2 separate regions of the Homo sapiens genome follow, and region 2 is linked to region 1. Evidence: chromatin loops called from intact Hi-C (ENCODE). Cell type or tissue: PC-9. All regions are shown on one strand.

What was found. Peaks named below come from ENCODE experiments on the same cell type or tissue, not always from the same donor. Only the 100,000 strongest peaks of a DNase experiment are listed, where the experiment ranks them.
Region 2: it touches region 1 in a loop (4-fold over the local background); 7 of 110 quality-filtered maps call a loop at or near these places.

The regions. Positions count from the first base shown.
Region 1 is chr10:7,869,740-7,874,739 of GRCh38, reverse strand. The region is part of intron 2 of TAF3 (TATA-box binding protein associated factor 3); the gene reads right to left. Among named protein-coding and RNA genes, the nearest start is that of TAF3, 54 kb to the right of the region's middle. In PC-9, a CTCF peak has its summit at 2,563 (motif pointing left); no DNase peak of the experiment used is centred here; H3K4me3 peaks cover 407 bases.
Region 2 is chr10:9,066,858-9,071,857 of GRCh38, reverse strand. No RefSeq gene overlaps it. Among named protein-coding and RNA genes, the nearest start is that of LINC02676, 170 kb to the right of the region's middle. In PC-9, no CTCF peak of the experiment used is centred here; a DNase peak (open chromatin) is centred at 2,537.

The DNA.
Region 1 (5,000 bases):
TGGTCATGTTTTGGGCCACAGAAAATTAACTGAAAAAAAAAACTAAGACAAAACATATCTGTTAGAGTCCATATTTTTAATATATTAATTAATATAATCCATAAAAACTATTCCTTTCAGTAAAAAAGAAAAAAAATCATGAAAATGTTTAGGATATTTTTGGCTTTAAATATATAGAGCTTATAGAGCTTATTTATATATTTAGGCCAGAACAGAAATTCTAAAATAATGAAATACTCACCATCATCCCTTGGTAAGTATAAAAGGTCTTTTTTTCCACACTATTCCCCACCTGAAGAAGCAGAAATCTGATTTATGCAGGAAAGCCCAGGGGTAAGATATATATAACTTCAAAAAATGATTGTCTTAACAAGTAAACTCAAGTAATATTTGTAATTTATAAATGCTGTCTACTAGCTGTCCTTTTGCATTTCTTTAAAAATAATTAGCCTCTAAAACTTCATCAGTACAAGTTTAAATGCAGAGCAATTAAGGATTTCCAAAAACATTGCTTTAATCTGCCCTTAAGTTTCTTTACTCTTTCTTGAAATGTCCGCAAAATTAATTGGACTCCTGAGCTCCATTCAGATAGATAAAACAATAAGAGGTATATTTTATATGACAAGCTCACAGCTTTAAAAAATCATTAAGAGCTTGGCAATAATATCTTCAATGCACTTACTATTACCTATTGATCCTAATGCACTTGACTTATCTGTAACGATAAAACTTATCTTGACCTTGCTGAATACAAATAGCCCAGACTAAAACCTGCAATGGCCTCTCGAGGGGAAACACAGCGGTAATCATGACCAAGATGATACAGGGAACCTAAGTGCTCAATACAAATGTGCCAACAGAATCAACATTTGTTTCAGTCTCACTTTGGTAATAAGAAATGAGAAAGCAACAGTTTTCTATCTATAAACAGCATTAAGTTCTTTTCTCTAATCAACCTTACACATTTTAATCAAGGAACTAGGACAGCCTCTGTCATGTCCTTCTGTTATTTGGCTGATTCTTCAAAATACCTGGTCCCATCTGCTTTATGACGTACCCTAAGGACAAGGGAGTGGGGGACTCCCCTCAAATTCGACACCCCCTTTTGACGGGGGGGGGGGGAGAACTCGGATGTCTTCCCTTGGGGACATCCATAACACCAAAGAAACTTAGATTTAGAAAATGACATTTTGTTCCAGTTCTACTAAACTATTCTAAATTTGCACCTGCAGTGACTAATGCATAAAAGATATTCCTAAATGTTTTTCTAAAATTACATGACAGGTTCCTCAACCATCTCGTTCATCTCTCAAATTTTACCCTACATTTTTATTGTCAAAGTAAATCACTAAGTAAACATTAAATTACCTGCTTTCCTAAGTCTGTGGATACAAAGTAAGTCAATGAAAGCCGTTTTCCACCTTTTAAAATAGGTCTGTTAGAGAGAAACACAATTTCAACAGAGCCAACTTTTTAGCTAGAGTATTTCATAAAGTTAGAAAAAAAAAATCTTGAAGAAAATACTAATTCCCTAATTTGATATGGCTATCGATTAAAGATTTAAAAACCCTAAGATTCCAGATTCTCAAATATTTTACAAATATTAAAGCACAGAATGAAATTAATTATAAACATATTAAATTATTACTTTTAATTTTTTCAGTTCCAAAAAATTGTATAGCAAATAATCTATAATTTAGTCTTGAAATAAGATTTCTGTTTGTTTTTAAACTACTTATAGAGACTTTGGGATTTATGGATAAATTATAACTTCATGAATTACACCTCTGACAACTCAAAATTCAGGCTTGGATTCTCTCTAAACTCCCTGCCCCCAAATATTTCCCAAGGCAGCCAGGCAATGAATGCACATTTAATGTTATTTTATATAACATATATGTCTTTTAAGAAAGAAAGAAATAACTTTAATTGTGCTTTAATACTATTTTAGTAGTTTGATATCTGTATCAAAATTGTATGATTTTAAGGCAGCGTGAAAAAGAAATTATATAAAGAATTTGCTAAGTAGATCAGTGGCTTTCTTAAGCAGTACACTAATGCAGATATAGTTTTGAAAACCCTGCAAGAATTAGTTGTCCTGTATTATTATTCAGGGCACCTGAAAGCAAGATATTATAACTATGGCACATTAACTCTGCTATTTCTCAAGATAGAACCAGGAGTTTTAAACGTTCCCCATTGAGTAATTTGCTCAGAGCACCTAAATGAAACATACTGTAATTTTATATATTTCCATCTACAATATTGCTTAGTGCTGATAAACGGCAATATAACTTCCTATATTTTAATAGGCAACAGTTCTGGCATTGGCTATACACGAACACAGACTTAAATAATAACGCCATCCACAAACTCTGCCACAAAGAATAAGGCTCCATTGCTAATTATACAGGGAACTGATTTTAATTACACAGAGAACATTGCTTTTAAAAAACACTTTCCAAACTGCAAAGGCGGAGGAGCGGGTAGCTACTGGGAAAGAAAGAAAAAAAAAAAAAAAAAAAATCAACCCAACACTTCTACCATGTTACAACAGTGCCCTCTACTGGTAAACTGGAAACTTTGCAGGTTAAAAAAAGAAAAATTAGAAAAGAATGCCAGGAAGAACAAACTTTAATTATGGAAATTTCGCTGACTTTCTTTAATATAAATAATGAAATTCAACTTGTGTCACTTTAAACCTAAATCAATATTTAACTTGACATGTGAAAAGCGTCCCGATTAAATTTATAGTTTTGAAATAACTGTGAATTTCAGAAACGTGGTTTCCCACTATATATCATCTGGCTAAAAGACAAATCATGTTTATTTTAAGTGATGAACAAATATTAGAAATATTTGGATAGTTAATCAATATTTCTTAATCTAAAATTCACATATTTAGTAAAAGAAATTAAAATCTAATTCATTAAATGTATGAATTTTTACTTCTCAGGCTGTCATGCATATAATGTCATGTCAAAATAGCAATCGTTGGCCTGGCGCGGTGGCTCCCGCCTGTAATTCCAGCACTTTGGGAGGCTGAGGTGGGCAGATCACCTGAGGTTGGGAGTTCAAGACCAGCCTGACCAATATGGAGAAAACCTGTCTCTACTAAAAATACAAAAATTAGCCAGGCATGGTGGCACATGCCTATAATCCCAGCTACTTGTGAGGCTGAGGCAGCAGAATCACTTGAACCTGGGAGGCGGAGATTGCAATGAGCAGAGATCACACCATTGCACTCTAGCCTGGGCAACAAGAGCAAAACTCCGTCTCAAAAAAAAAAAAAAAAAAAAAAAAAGCAGCAGTTATTTGTCATCAATTTAGATTCAGAGAAAATTTACTATCAATTTATTTATTTTAACCAGTAAATATTTCTTTAATCCAATAAATATTTCTGTAAGAATATCTGGTTTTAGGAACAATTAATATATGCTTAGCACACAGATCTCAATAATGAAATAGCCATCATTACTAATATTTCCTTTGTTTGAAGTAGAAATTCTACCACATATGCAAGTCTGATTTACAAGAAATAACAAGACTTCCAGCTACATGTATTTTAAAATCTTTGAATTTTATATTGTATGATAGGAAACTTTTAAGTGAACTAATAAAGTTTAAGAACAAGTATATTAAACGACTGACTACAGTGTATTACTATTTTTAATTTCTAGCAAAAATAAACTGTTATGTCTAGACTAAAAATTTTCCGTTGTCTTTCCTTATACAAAAATAATTTCTATCACAGATACATACAATCTAAGTCATGAAAATTATACTTCTGAAAGCAATATAAGAACTTAATAGCTTTATAGGAAACAATTTTTTTTCATATTACAAGAAACTCTGAGCTTCAAGAAAGGTAAGGCTTAGAATACATTCTTTTAGCATCTTAAATATGGAGTGGGGGTGGCAGGGCAGAAGAAGGGATCAAGAACAAAATGGCCCCAGCAGGAGACTGTCAGGGAAAAATGTTAAGTGGGGGCAGGCATGAGTGTTAAGACACTCAAGGAAAGGACTTAGAGAAGAAGTGAAGGAAGGCGAACTCAGAAGCGTGTCGAGTTCTGCCGCTCGTTAAGGCCTAAAAACTCAAGTCAGGAGTCTGTAGAAGTTTAACAAGTTACCATCCTAACTCTTCAACAACAGACCGCCATTTTTCACTAACAGTTACAGTTTCCAATTGTACAATGGAAATCAATAGAAAAATGAAGTTTACATTAAAAAATGTATTTTATAATGAACCACCAGAAAGTATCTTCCATCAGGCAACACTCACGTAAATAAATTATATTCTAACCGACCACTGGAAGAAAAGAAACAAAAGTAATTAGGAAAGCAGCAGAGAATTAACTATAAGTAAAAATGGAGAGAACATATCCTGATGGATCTGAATTTGTTTTTTAAACAATATACTCCCGGAAAAGTGAGAATTGGTTTCTAATATACAGTAGTTCCAAAGTACAACCAATGACTGATGAGAATTTCATGCTCAAAGAAGAAGGAATGATGGACTTGGGATCAGAGTTTTATGATTCCCTACTCATAAGAATGAGTTCAAAGTTAAACCTCTATTCAGTAATGTAATGGGAAAGACATGTCTTTAGAGCGAGTCCTTAAAGCAAGTTTTGTTTTATGCCAATACCTACATTACTATTTGTATACTAATACAAGCCGTTTTCATTTCTCCTAATTATCTAATTTTTTTAAAGATGCTCACCTGAAATCCCTAAAAATAAATTTAAATATGCAAAACTTGGGGTCGAAAGTAGTTCAGTAATCTCTGGGCCAACCAAAACCCAGGGGTCAGGCGTGATAAAAGAGGCAAAGAATTTTTAAAGAGCAATTTATAATGGAAAAAGTACAAATAGTTTATAAACATAAATATATTCATTGGTAATCAAAGGCATGCAAGACAGAACTATTTTTCACCAGTCTGCCAAAGATCAAAAAGGATAATATGCACTGCAGATGCAGGCACAGGGAAGGAGGCAGTC
Region 2 (5,000 bases), 1.2 Mb before region 1:
CTCTTTCCTTAATGGAAATCTATAGCTCAGTTAAAAATCATGATGCTTTCAGTTAGTTTATTGACCACACAGGATGGAAGTGGGGACAATGCAGCTTGGAGATATAAAATATAATATAGAAATAATCTGTACAACAACCTCCATGACACAAGTTTACCTATGCAACTACCCTGCACATGTACCCCTGAACTTAAAATAAAAGTTAAACAAAACTTTAGAAATCCACCAAAACTATAATTCCACCTGATTTGTTATGTTGTAGAAAAGCTCATGTGCTTTTTGCACATTAGTTTTGTATCCTGAGACTTTGCAAAGTTGCTTATCAGCTTAAGGAGTTTGTGGGTTGAAATGATGGGATTTTCAAAATATAGAATCATGTCATCTGCAGAGACAATTTGACTTCCTCTCTTCCTATTTGAATACCCTTTATTTCTTTCTCTTGCCCGATTTCCCTATGTTGAATAGGAGTGGTGAGAGAGGGCATATTTGTCTTGTGCTGGTTTTCAAAGCGAATGCTTCCAACTTTAGCCCATTCACTATGATATTGGCTATGGGTTTGTCATAAATATTTCTTATTATTTTGAGATACGTTCCAGCAATACCTAGTTTATTGAGAGTTTTTAACATGAAGTGATGTTGAATTTTATCAAAGGCCTTTTCTGCGCCTATTGAGATAATCATACAATTTTTGTCATTGGTTCTGTTTATGTGATGGATTTACGTTTATTGATCTGCATATGTTGAACCAGCCTTGCATCCCAGGAATAGAGCCAAAACTATCATCAGAGTGAACAGGCAACCTACAGAATGGGATAAAATTTTTGCAATCTGCTTGTCTGACAAAGGTCTAATATCCAGAATCTACAAGAAACTTAAACAAATTTACAAGAAAAAAACAAACAACCCCATCAAAAAGTGAGCAAAGGATATGAACAGACACTTCTCAAAAGAAGACATTTATGCGGCTAACAAACATATAAAAAAAGCTCAACATCACTGATCATTAGAGAAATGCAAATCAAAACCACAATGAGATACCATCTCATGCTAGTCAGAATGGCAATTTTTAAAAAGTAAGGAAACAATAGATGCTGGCGAGGCTGTGGAGAAATAGGAACGCTTTACACTGTTGGTGAGAATGTAAATTAGTTCAACTATTGTGGAAGACAGTGTGGCAATTCCTCAAGGATCTAGAACCAGAAATAACATTTGACCCAGCAATCCCATTACTGGGTATATACCCAAAGGAATATAAATCATTCTACTCTAAAGACACATACATTCACATGTGTGTTCATTGCAGCACTATTTACAATAGCAAAGACATGGAACCCACCCAAATGCCCATCACTGATAGACTGGATACAGAAAATGTGGTACATATGCAGCATGGAATACTATGCAGCCATAAAAAATAATGAGATCATGTCCTTTGCAGAGACATAGATTAAGCAGGAAGCCATCATCCTCAGCAAACTAACACAGGAATAGAAAATCAAACACCACACGTCCTCACTTATAAGTGAGAGTTGAACAATGAGAACGCATGGACATAGGGAGGGGAACAACACACACTGGGGCCTGTCAGGGAGTTGGGGGGGAAGGGGAGGGAGAGAATTAGGACAAATACCTAATGCATGCATGGCTGAAAACCTAGATGATGGGTTTATAGGTGCAGCAAACCACCATAGCACATGTGTACTTATATAACAAACCTGCATGTGTATCCCAGTACTAAAAACAAAAAAACAAAAAACAAAACAAAACAAAACAAAAAAACCTCACATGCAAAAGTTCAACATTGGGTAAAATTTAAGTTTCTCATTAGTTTCTCAAAACATTTTCTTAGAACTGCCTTAATTCTACACGAATAAGTCACACTGATGAAACAAAATCACATCTGAAAATTTAGTCACTTAAATTATTCTTGGTAGTAATTAAAGTATTATCATTGATAAATAATAAATTGTCTGAAACTGAAACACCCTATAGTCGCTTTTATAATCTTTGTTTCCCACCATTGAGAAATAGTAGGTTATGTCCAAGCGCTTAAAAAATATTTAATAATAATACATATAAAAACTAGAAAGTCACCAAAAATAAAATGTTACCTCTTAATGCACAAAGTAGCACAAAACTAATAGCGAAGCATTGCTACGTGGTCCACTAAACCTGATGACATCTGTAAATAAGGATAGTGTGTAATTAGCAGCTTCATCAGATAGCTATTGTTGCTTAAGTATTTTTTAATTCTTGAAAGCTTATTGGGTTTTTTTTTTGGAAGTGCCTAAATCTTTGCCTTCCAATTTGAACTTTTACTGTTGACATGATTAACCAGCTTTCCAAATAGATTCTCCAAAGATAAGTTTTAAGCTAGTTCACATCTAGTTTACCGCTCATTTCAAATTAGTACAGTAAAATTACCAGGAAGTCAGTTGTTTGCAGTATGAATAGAAGGAATGAGTCAGGATTAATAAGAAGCTGACTACTATAGAAGTGGATGCTCAGCAGAGCAAATTCAAAGGTAGAGAGAACTCCTGATCTTCATAGGCTAAGTGGACCTGCCTGCGAGATCGTCAATCTCTGATGAACAGCAAGCTTGCTATTTCATTACTCATCTCATTAAGATTTGCTTTCCTCTGCTCCTTTTGAACTCTTTTTTTTTTTTTTTTTTTGAGATGCAGTCTCACTCTGTAGCCCAAGCTGGAGTGCAGTGGCACGATGTTGGCTCACTGCAACCTCTGCCTCCAGGGCTCAAGCAATTCTCGTGCCTCAGCCTCCCACGTAGCTGAGATTACAAATATGCACCACCATGCCAGGCTAATATTTTGTATTTTAGTAGAGATGGGGTTTCACCATGTTGCCCAGGTGGTCTCAAACTCCTGAGCTCAGGTGATCCGCCCGCCTCGGACACCCAAAGTGCTGGGATTACAGGCATGAGCCACCGCGCCAGGCCTCATTCCTTTTTTTAATTGTGAGAAAACACAGTAATGCAACTTGTGAGTTGTTTTTTATGTGCTAAATTTGGACTTGAACATCATTGCCAAATACAATTCATTGGGATGAGATACAATATTGAAATATAAGAAAAATGATTGCAAAAATGTAACAGTGAGAAGAAAACACATATAAACATCCTATTTGTGATATAATTCAACGTAAGACTGTAAATCTATGTGTACACATAATATGCATAAAAGTGGCCAATGTTAAAATTGATTAACATCCCATGATACAGACTCAGGGGAATGTATTTCCTTTTATGCTTATATTTATTTTCACAGTTTTTTTTAACAGTGAGCATATATCATTTTTGTAATCGGAAGAAAATCAATCATTAATTGAGAATAAATAAAGTTTCAATTAATGTTGTTTGTACGATTTAATATTTTCATTATCTTAATTTTAAACTATCTTAAATAATCATTGTCCCATGTTGTAATTATTTTATCATTACAGTAGCATACTTCAAAATATTGTATATTTGCTACTGTGAATTTACACTAAAACATCACCAAATTAAAAGTGTTGTTGATGGCTGTGGTACACTGGAAGTGTCATTTGACAAGCAGATAATTTATTTTGTGACAGAGAAAAGTTTTTGTTCTCTAAAAACTTCCTTTCTTGGAAAGAAAAGGGAAGTAAGAGTGTTGTACCTCATAGCTGAATGACCACTTTGCAGACTTCTGCACCACCTTGGAATCAAGTCCAGATACTTGAGTATGGAGCTGTTTATGGTCTGGAAGTGATCTCTTTTTTGTATATATTTCTATTTTCTCCTCATATAAAATGTACTTTTAAAAGTCACCATATCCAAATCCCCTACCTACCATGATGTGAACAACTTTTAATTTAATCAAATTACTATTATAATATTTCAAGGAGGGAGGGGTTTCAGTATTTTATTTTCATTTATTTGCCATATAAAAAGAAATGATGGGCCAGGCGCAGTGGCTTACACCTGTAATCCCAGCACTTTGGGAGGCCGAGGTGGGTGGATCACCCGAGGTCGGGAGTTCGAGACCAGCCCGACCAACATGGAGAAACCCTGTCTCTAGCAAAAATACAAAATTAGCCGGCCGTGGTGGCAGGTGCCTGTCATCCCAGCTACTCGAGAGGGTGAGGCAGGAGAATCGCTTGAAACCAGAAGGCAGAGGTTGCAGTGAGCCGCGATAGCGCCAGTGCACTCCAGCCTGGGCGAAAGAGTGAAACTCCGTCAGAAAGAAAGAAAGAAAGAGACAGAGAGAGAGAGAAAGAGAAAGAGAGGAAGGAAGGAAGGAAGGAAGGAAGGAAGGAAGGAAGGAAGGAAGGAAAGAAGGAAGGAAGGAAAGCATCCTCATCACATTCTTGTTCCTTCTTTTTCCTTAAGCAGCGTCTTCTCTTATTCCCTTCCCTTCCCTCCTCTCCTCTCTTTTACCCCTACCATTAAAACCTCTCTGTAATTGAGGAGACTCCCTCAGAAATGCACTAGGTGGGAAAACATGCACATAGCATCATCTCTTATCCTGACTGGCCTCCTTGCTTCCACTGCCGCTTACCCAGAGTCCATTCTCAACACAGCAGCCAGCGTGAGTCCTTCAACAAGGGGTTAGTAAACAACAGCCCATGGGGCAAATCTGGCCCGCAGCCGCTTTTGTAAATAAAGTTTTATTAGAACACAGCCACACTCATTCATTTATGCATCATCTATAGTTGCTTTAATGTAACTGTGGCAGACCGGAGGCGTTTCAACAGAGAACCCGTGGACCACAAAGCCTAACTCTTAACATCTGGCCCTTTATAGAAAATAATTTTAAATTCCTGCCCAAAACCTTAAGTCTTGATCAAGTGCCTCTTCTGCCCAAAACCCTGCCGTGGCTCCCTGTGCGCCTTGGAGTAAAAGCCAGAGTCCTTGCTGTGGCCTATCAGGCCCTGCGGGAGCTGTTCTGCCTTGTATGTCTAAACCCATCTTCGGGTTGCTCTTCTTCCTTCACTGCATTCCAACTATGAAGACTTTCTTG